Linked DNA regions of Homo sapiens: region 1 is linked to region 2. A link is an interaction called in ENCODE POLR2A ChIA-PET data of the cell type or tissue named here. Cell type or tissue: OCI-LY7. All regions are shown on one strand. Each heading gives the region's core, and the rest is flanking DNA. Links, peaks and the distances in the headings are about the cores only.

Region 1 (4,396 bases), core at 167-4,166, 170 kb before region 2:
TAATACTTTAAAACAAAAATCTTTACTGAAATTATCTTTTTAAGCACAATCAAAATAGATTATAAAAATGATGATATCCTTTGCCAGAAACATACCTGCTTAACTTTAGCTTCAAAATCTGAATCATTCTTATCAAAGATCACTTGAGCGAGACGCATCTGTTCAGCTGTTGCCTGGAAAGTACATACAATTGTTAAGGATTTGAACACCAAAAGCATAAGTTAGATTCCAAAATCTGGGTCAAACAGATAAGGCTCTCAAGCACTAGAAATACTAAGTAACAACAAATAAAAGACAGTGAATTTAGGCCTCTCAACCATATATAACCTGTTCCCATAGGAAAAATAAGCATCAAATTAAGTAACATAAAGGACCCATTCCTTTGACCAAACGACCTAAAGCTATTGTTCATCTTAACTGGCCAATGACTTACTTGAATCTTCTTTCCCTTGGTAGAGTGGGGGAAATCAGCTCAAGAGAAAGCAGAAGAACAAAAAATAATAAAATCTTGGCGGGGCATGGTGGCTCATGCCTTTGGGAAGCCAAGGTAGAAGCACTGCTTGAGCCCAGGAGTTCGAAATTAGCCTGGGCAACATAGAGAGACCCTGTCTCTATTTAATTTTTAAAAAGATTAAAAAAAAAAAAGGCTTAAAAAGTAATGAAATCTTTAGAGGTAGTTGGTAGGCAAAAAATAATAAAAGAAAAAATAAAAGGTAATGCAAACAACTGCCCAGACACAGGCTTAGAACTTTGTGTCAAAAAAGCTCTGTTGTCAGGTCTAAAAAGGTATGCTGGTCAGTTCTGAAGAAAAAAAGCTGTATTTAGCTAAATTAAAAATATTTTTAAAGTTACATTATCTTTTTTATACACAATAATTTTGTTTTTCTAAGAGACAGGGTTTCACTATGTTGCCCAGGCTGGTCTTGAACTCCTGGGCTCAAGTGATCCTCCCACCTCAGCCTCCCAAAGTGCTGGGATTACAGGCCTGAGCCACTGCATCTGGCAAAAATTACCCTCTTCACGATTTTTTCTTTTTTTGAGATGGAGCCTCATGCTGTTACCCTAGCTGGAGTGCAGTGCCGTGATCTTGACTGTGCAACCTCCGCCTCCCAGGCTTAACCAATGCTCCTGCCTCAGCCTCCAGAGTAGCTGGGATTACTACGTATGTATGTATGTATGTATGTATGTATGTATGTATGTATGTATGTATGTATGTTATTTTGAGATGGAGTCACACTCTGTCGCCCAGGCTGGAGTATTTATTTATTTATTTTGAGATGGAGTCTCACTCTGTCGCCCAGGCTGGAGTGCACTGGCACGATCTTGGCTCACTGCAACCTCTGCCGCCCAGGTTCAAGCAATTCTTCTGCCTCAGCCTCCTGAGTTGCTGGGATTACAGGCGCCTGTCACTGCACCCAGCCGTATTTATTTAATTTTTTAAAGGTAGGGTCTCATTCTGTCCCCTCAGACTGCGGTGTAGTGATGCCATCATAGCTCACTGCAGCCTCCAACTCCTGAGTTCAAGAGATCCTGCCGCCTCAGCCTCCCATGTAGCTTGGACTACAGGTGCGCACCACCACATCTGGCTATTTGCAGAAAAACTATTTACTTTTGTCACTCAAAATATTTTTTCAATCACATTACTGACTGAAGTTTCGTTTTCTGATGTTTTTACCAACAAAAAATCAGAAAAGTTCTAAAGAAAGTTATTCTTCTGTGGCGTGACTTTGTAATGTGCCAGTCTGGTTTCTTAGTTTTAACGAAGGTACCGTAATTATTACAACAGGGAAATTAGGTGAGGAATATACAGGAACAATCTGTATCATCTCTGTACAACGGTCTATTAAATCTAAAATTACTCCAAAATAGTTTAAGTTGCCTCGCTAACCAAGTCTATACTAACTCCCAACACAAATATTTAAAAAGCTTAACAGTTTACAAAAAGATCTTAGAGGAAGAAAAGCCATAAGGAACTAATAAACAGCTTTTATTCTGAGTTTTTTATATACACTCATTTCAAATAATCTTGACTGAAGTGGGATAAGTGGGAGTTGTTGACATTTTTTGCATTTTAAAGCACTTTTCAAAAGGCCTTTCCAGGCCATGTGGGTGGGTGATTATACAAACTCCAGGTGCTTTGGCCTGTTCATCCCAACCTATGCCTGCTGAGACCTCAGTTTAACTGCTGCAATACTGCTACATTATACCCAAAAAGACATTGGTACAGAAATTCAGTGTCTACCCTTACTGAAAATCTTACCTCAATTGTTCCCTGTAAATGTAAGGACCTTACATATACTCTCACTATCCCTAAATCAGACAATCATTTTCCTGAATCATAACCAACCAATAAGTCCCAGTGCCACAGCCAAGAGCACCACTGTCATGACAACTAGATGAAGTAAAAGGGAAAAGCAAAGGGAGAGATGGGTTTTTAAAAGATGGCATTTCCACATTATACATTTGGGTTTGGAGTAATGACAACTTGTTATGAACTGTTAAAGTCAAAAATATAGAGAGAAACAAATCTCTAAGTAAAAAAGGTTTTATTTAGAAAGAATATATAAGTAGGATTGCAATCCAGGACATACATACATACACATACTAGGGTAGCCTCCTAGTGTGTCCAAAGAACACAAAGAAGGTTGGGAGTTTTATTAGAAAAAGAAATGTGACCTATTGTTTTGAAAGAAAACTCACTGGAACTACTAAAGCTTTTGGGAGCTGGTAAGCTCTGATTGGTGAGTGAACACGGTTGGTAAAACTAGACTTAGAGTCACAAGAGTTCATCTCAACAGCTAGTAGGTAAAACTGGATTTAAGGTTACAGCATGTCATTGTGGCAGCTGGCCTGCAATATAATCCCTGGGCAAGCGGTTTGTGCCCCAAGCACTTTTTTACCGTAACCCTTGGTCCACTGACTCTAAATTTAGTTGGGTATGACAAGATAACTCCAATTCATATAATCAATTTTCACAAAATGAAAGTAGACTGTTAGTGTCCCTGTTGCAAGAAGCCTGTATGAAGAGTTTGCCTGTTTTCCCTAACACTATTATTTTCTGCTCCCTGTGTTTCAAACCTAAAAAATGTACCATACCAGCAGATTCAGGTAGCCTTGTTCCAATCCAAGCACCACTGATGCTCATCCCTTCCCATCATTACAGTTTCTTAAATTATAAGCTTTACAAGTCAAACACAAGAAAAATTGAAAAATCCATAAAGTGACCATCTAACACCAAAACTATTTATGTATTTGGTATTTATATTTTTTCATTAAAAAAAAAAAACAAAAAAACAGGGTTTCACTCTGTGTTGGAATGCAGTGGCACAATCACAGCTCACCATGGCCTCGACCTCCCAGGCTCAAGCACTCCTCTGACCTCAGCCTCCTGAGTAGCAACCATGGCAGCCACCATGCCTGGCTAATTTGTTGTTGTTATTTTCATAAAGACAAGGTCTCACTGTGTTGCCCATGCTGGTCTCAAACTCCTGAACTCAAGCAATCCTCCTACTTCTGCCTCCCAAAGAGCTGGAATTATAGGCATGAGCCACCACACTTGGCTATTTTCCTCTTTTATCAAAAACAGAATACTTAACATACTACCATGTGGAATCACTCACAGACACAATTTATTATGAATATCTATATCACGTTTAATGCTACATGACAATCCACTGCATAGGTGCTTTTTTTTTTTTTTTTTTTGAGACAGAGTCTCGCTCTGTCGCCCAGGCTGGAGTGCATGGCGCGATATCGGCTCACTGCAACCTCCATCTCCCAGGTTCAAGCGATTCTCTTGCCTCAGCCTCCTGAATAGCTAGGATTACAGGTGCATGCCACCACGCCTGGCTAATTTTTGTATTTTTAGTAGAGAACGGGTTTCACAATGTTGGTCAGGCTGGTCTCGAACTCCTGACCTCATGATCCGCCCACCTCGGCCTCCCAAAGTGCTGGGATTACAGGTGTGAGCCACCCGCCCAGCCTTAACATCTTTTTTTTAAGCTAGGGTTTCATTGTGTCGGCTAGGCTGGAGTGCAATGGCACAATCAGTGCTCACTACAGCTGCCTCCCAGGCTCAAGCAATCCTCCCACCTCACGCACTCCACCCCCCATAATTTCCCCCAATAGCTGGGAATACAGGCGCACAACACGACACCTGGTTAATGTTTTGTTTTTAGTACAAACAAGGTTCCGCCATGTTGCCCAGATTAATATTGAACCCCCCGAGCTTAAGCAATTCCTCTGCTCAGCCTCCCAAAGCGCTAGGATTACAGGCATAAACCACAGTGCCCGGCCTATATCTTTCTTACTCTGCAAATTTTTATTACTACTAAAACACTGCCAGAGATCCATTCTTTTCTTTCGTTGTTTTTTTTTTTCTTTTTTTGAGACGAAG
Region 2 (4,396 bases), core at 311-4,310:
GGCAGCACATGTCTGTAGTTCCAGCTATTTGGGATGCTAAGGCAGGAGAATTGCTTAAGGGCAGGAGGTTAAGGCTGCAGTGAGCTGTGATCATGCCACTGCACTCCAGCCTGGGTGACAGAACACGACCCTATCTCAAAAAATAAATACAAATAAAAAGAGAAATCTAGAATGGTAACTCCAAACCTTGGATTCACACAGCAGCAAATCACACTTTGCTGACCTGGCACAGGATTCACTTGTCCATGTGCCCACACTTAACTGTGTATACTGACATTTCATTATTTTTGGGCAAAGGAGCCTTTTCAATCTAACACTATCTTGGAAATGGAAGAAAACATCTGGGATTCACTCCGATAGGAGAACCAAAGCAAAACTATAAACACCATCTGTCAATTTTTCCTTCCAAAGGAGCCTTTCCAAATTTCTGGGAGTTTCCTTTGCCAACTCCTTGTCACAGCAGCTCCAGAAGCAACTGAAGCCACTGAAGTTTCCCATGATGTTCTGGGCTAGGAAACTGGTGTCCTAGGGCTTCCTGCTGCACAGATGCACATCCTCAAAGGATGATTCTACCCTCCTTCCATAGGTGCCAGTCTCTTCCTCCTCAAGCAAGAAAGCCAAGTATGGATGTGTCCTTTATACTCTGTACAAAAGTGCCTGGCTCAGGGACCAGGGAGGACTGAAATCCAGCTGCACTCAGCTTGCCAAGCTGTATATCCTGGCACTGCAACCTCTTAGGGAGGGTGCCTTTTCCTATCATGCACAAAGGTACAGTTTAGCCTAGTGGCAGGCCTTGTCCCTGAGCTCACTGATATGATTTAACTCTATTGTAATTGTGTGTCTTACAAGTTTGTCTTCCTCCTGAGAGTTTTGATGGCTGAAGCCTGGTCTTGTTTAACCTTTGCTCCCACTGCAGCACAGAGCTTGGTGTATAGTAGACCTAAGTACATTAATTAGCTGAATGAATTACTATGCACAGAGGTCTTCTGGCCCACTGCCACAACAGTCTACTAACCCCATTTTAAAAAGCTTAATAAAATTATCTTTTACTATTTTACAAGATAACTTTTTGCTATGCTTCCTGCTGTGTTTTTTTTTTTTTTTCTCTAAATTTTCTCCTGCTTTTCGTATCTGGTTCTCCATCTCTCTTATTCTTTTTTTTTTTTTTTGAGTCTCGCTCTGTTGCCCAGGCTGGAGTGTAGTGGCATGATCTCAGCCCACTGCAACCTCTGTCTCTTGGGTTCAAGCAATTCTCCTGCCTCAGTCTCCCAAGTAGCTGGGACTACAGGCATGCACCACCACGCCCAGCTAATTTTTTTGTATTTTTAGTAGAGATGGGGTTTCACCATGTTGGCCAGGCTGGTCTCAAACTCCTGACCTCAGGTGATCCACCTATCTTGGCCTCCCAAAGTGCTAGGATTACAGGTGTGAGCCACCACACCTGGCCCCTTTCATTAAGTCTTTGAACTACCAAATTATTTTTATTTTTTTATTTTTTTTTGAGACAGAGTCTCGCTGTCGCCCAGGTTGGGATGAAGTGGCATGATCTTGGCTCACTGCAAGCTCTGCCTCCCGGGTTGGCACCATTCTCCTGCCTCAGCCTCCCAAGTAGCTGGGACTACAGGCACCCACCACCGCTCCTGGCTAATTTTTTGTATTTTTAGTAGAGACGGGGTTTCACTGTGTTAGCCAGGATGGTCTCGATCTCCTGACCTCGTGATCCTCCCACCTCAGCCTCCCAAAGTGCTGGGATTACAGGCGTGAGCCACTGCACCTAGCCTAGCAAATCACTTTTTAGAGGCTGGTCATTGCATCTTTGTTCTCGGACTCATTCTCTGTTCTTCTTCTGAAAACTACATTTCCCAGCTTCTTTGACAACCACATACTAGCTATATTCAGCCAATGGGAGGCACTGGAAGAAGACTGGAGGTGAGAGGAAGAAGAAGCCAGGGCAGTTCTTCCTCTTCCGGCTATGGGGCATTTCCCAGCAGTGGCTGCATCGCTTCTGTGTGGTTTCCACTTCCCCTTCTTCTTCTCCTTTTTTTTTTTTTTTTTTTTTTTGAGACAGAGTGTCGCTCTGTCGCCCAGGCTGGAGTGCAGCAGCATGATCTCAGCTTACTGCAACTTTCATCTCCCGGGTTCAAGCTTTTCTCCTGTCTCAGCCTCCTGAGTAGCTGGGATTAGAGGTGCGCGCCACCAGGCCTGGCTAATTTTTTTTTTTTTTGTATTTTTGGTAGAGACGGGTTTTGGCCAAGCTGGTCTCGAACTCCTGACCTCAAGTGATCTGCCCACCTTGGCCTCCCAAAGTCGGCCTCCCAAAGTCAGCCTCCCAAAGTGCTGGAATTACAGGCGTGAGCCACTGCGCCTGGCCGCCCCTCCTTCTTTAGTCCCAAGTTCTGCTGCCCGCCCCACTCCAGCCAAATCCTATTTCCTCCACAGCCACAAATAATAATTTAGTGTGTGTCCTTTCAGTTTTTCATCCATGCTTATATATACACACACATATATATACACATATACACACACACATATATATACACACATATATACACATATATATACATACACACATATATAGATTATCTCTACACATTTTTTTTTTGCAAAAATAAATACCATATGCATTATTCTGCAACTTGCTTTTTACTCCACAATATACTGCTGTAACTGCGATAGTTACTGCCAAATTGCTCCACGAAAAGATTCTACCAATTTATACTGTTGTCAGCAGTGTATGAGAATGCTTATTTTGCTAGACACGGTGGCTCATGCCTAATCCCAGCACTTTGGGAGGTCAAGGTGGGAGGATTGCTTGAGACCAGGAGCTTGAGACCAGCCTGTGCACCATAGAGAGACTGTTTCTTTAAAAAAAAAAAAAAAAAAGTTTATCCATCTATGCACCATTGGATACACTTTATTTATTTATTTTTTTGAGACAAAGTCTTGCTCTGTCGCCCAGGCTGGAGTGCAGTGGTGCTATCTTGGCTCACTGCAACCTCTGCCTCCTGGGTTCAAGCGATTCTCCTGCCTCAGCCTCCCAAATGCTGGGATTACAGGTGCACACCACTACGCCGGCTAATTTTTGTATTTTTAGTAGACACAGGATTTTGCCATGTTGGCCAGGCTGATCTCGAACTCCCAACCTCAGGTGGTCCACCCGCCTTGGCCTCCCAAAGTGCTGGGATTACAGGTGTGAGCCACCATGCCCGGCTGGATATACTTTTTTATTAAATAATTTTTTTTAATCAATTAAGATGGGGGGCTGAGCATGGTAGCTCGTGCATGGAATTCCAGCACTTTGGGAGGCCACGGCAGCAGGATCACTTGGGGCCAAGAGTTTGAGACCAGCCTGGTCAATATAGCGAGATCCTGACTCTACAAAAAAGAAAAAAAAATGGCTGGGTGCCATGGCTCATGCCCATAGTCTTAGCACTTTGGTAAGCCGAGGCTGGCAGATTGCTTGAGCTCAGGAGTTTGAGACCAGCCTGGGCAACATGGTGAAACCCTGTCTCTACCAAAAATACACAAAATTGGTCAGGCATGGTGGTATGTGCTTGTGGTCCCAGCTACTCTGGAGATGGAGGTGGGAGGATCTCTTGAGCCTGGGAGGCAGAGGTTGCAGTGAGCTGAGATCACGCCACTGCACTCCAGCCTGGGTGACAGAAGACTGAAACCCTGTCTCAAAAAAAAAAAAAAAAACCACAAGCTGGGTGCGCTGGCTCATACCTATAATCTCAGCACTTCAGGAGGGGTGGGAGGTGGATCACTTGAGGCCAGGAGTTCAAGACCAGCCTAGCCAACATGGAGAAATCCCATCTCTACCAAAAATATAAAAAAAAAGCGGTGCATGGTGGCACATGCCTGTAATCCCAGCTACTTGGAAGCCTGAGGCAGGGGAATCATTTGAACCCGGGAGGCAGAGGTTGCAGTGAGCCGAGATTGTGTCACTGCACTCCAGCCTGGATGACAGAGCGAGACTACATTTCAAAAGAAAACAACACAAACAAACAAAACTTAAATAAAATAAAATAAAATAAAAATTAGCCAGGTATGGTGGCATGTACCTGCCAGTCCCAGCTATCCGGGAGGCTGAGGCGGGACGATCCCTTAAGTCCAGAAGTTCGAAGCTGCAGTGATCTATGATTGCACCACTGCACTCCAGCCTGGGTGACAGAACAAGGCCTGTTGCCCAGGATGGACTCAAACTCCTGGCCTCACTCCCGCCTCAGCCTCCCAAAGTGCTGAGATTATAGGCATGAGCCACTGCATCAGACCCAGCATTGGATATACTTGATCTTTTCAGCTTTTGCCAATTTGTTAGGTAAAAATTAGAGCCTTGTTTCATTTTTAAACATTATCAGCCCGGTGCGGTGGCTCACGCCTGTAATCCCAGCAC

The links. ChIA-PET counts read pairs that join two places held together with the same protein. Peaks named below come from ENCODE experiments on the same cell type or tissue, not always from the same donor. Only the 100,000 strongest peaks of a DNase experiment are listed, where the experiment ranks them.
Region 1: POLR2A ChIA-PET joins it to region 2 with 5 read pairs; 2 of 35 experiments call an interaction of 5 or more read pairs at or near these places.

The regions. Positions count from the first base shown.
Region 1 is chr9:33,998,692-34,003,087 of GRCh38, forward strand. It overlaps UBAP2 (ubiquitin associated protein 2), which reads right to left. Exons shown (of 29, transcript NM_001370062.2): 3 at 96-173. Among named protein-coding and RNA genes, the nearest start is that of UBAP2, 48 kb to the right of the region's middle. In OCI-LY7, for the core only: no CTCF peak of the experiment used is centred there; no DNase peak of the experiment used is centred there.
Region 2 is chr9:34,169,981-34,174,376 of GRCh38, forward strand. No RefSeq gene overlaps it. Among named protein-coding and RNA genes, the nearest start is that of UBAP1, 6.9 kb to the right of the region's middle. In OCI-LY7, for the core only: no CTCF peak of the experiment used is centred there; a DNase peak (open chromatin) is centred at 1,981.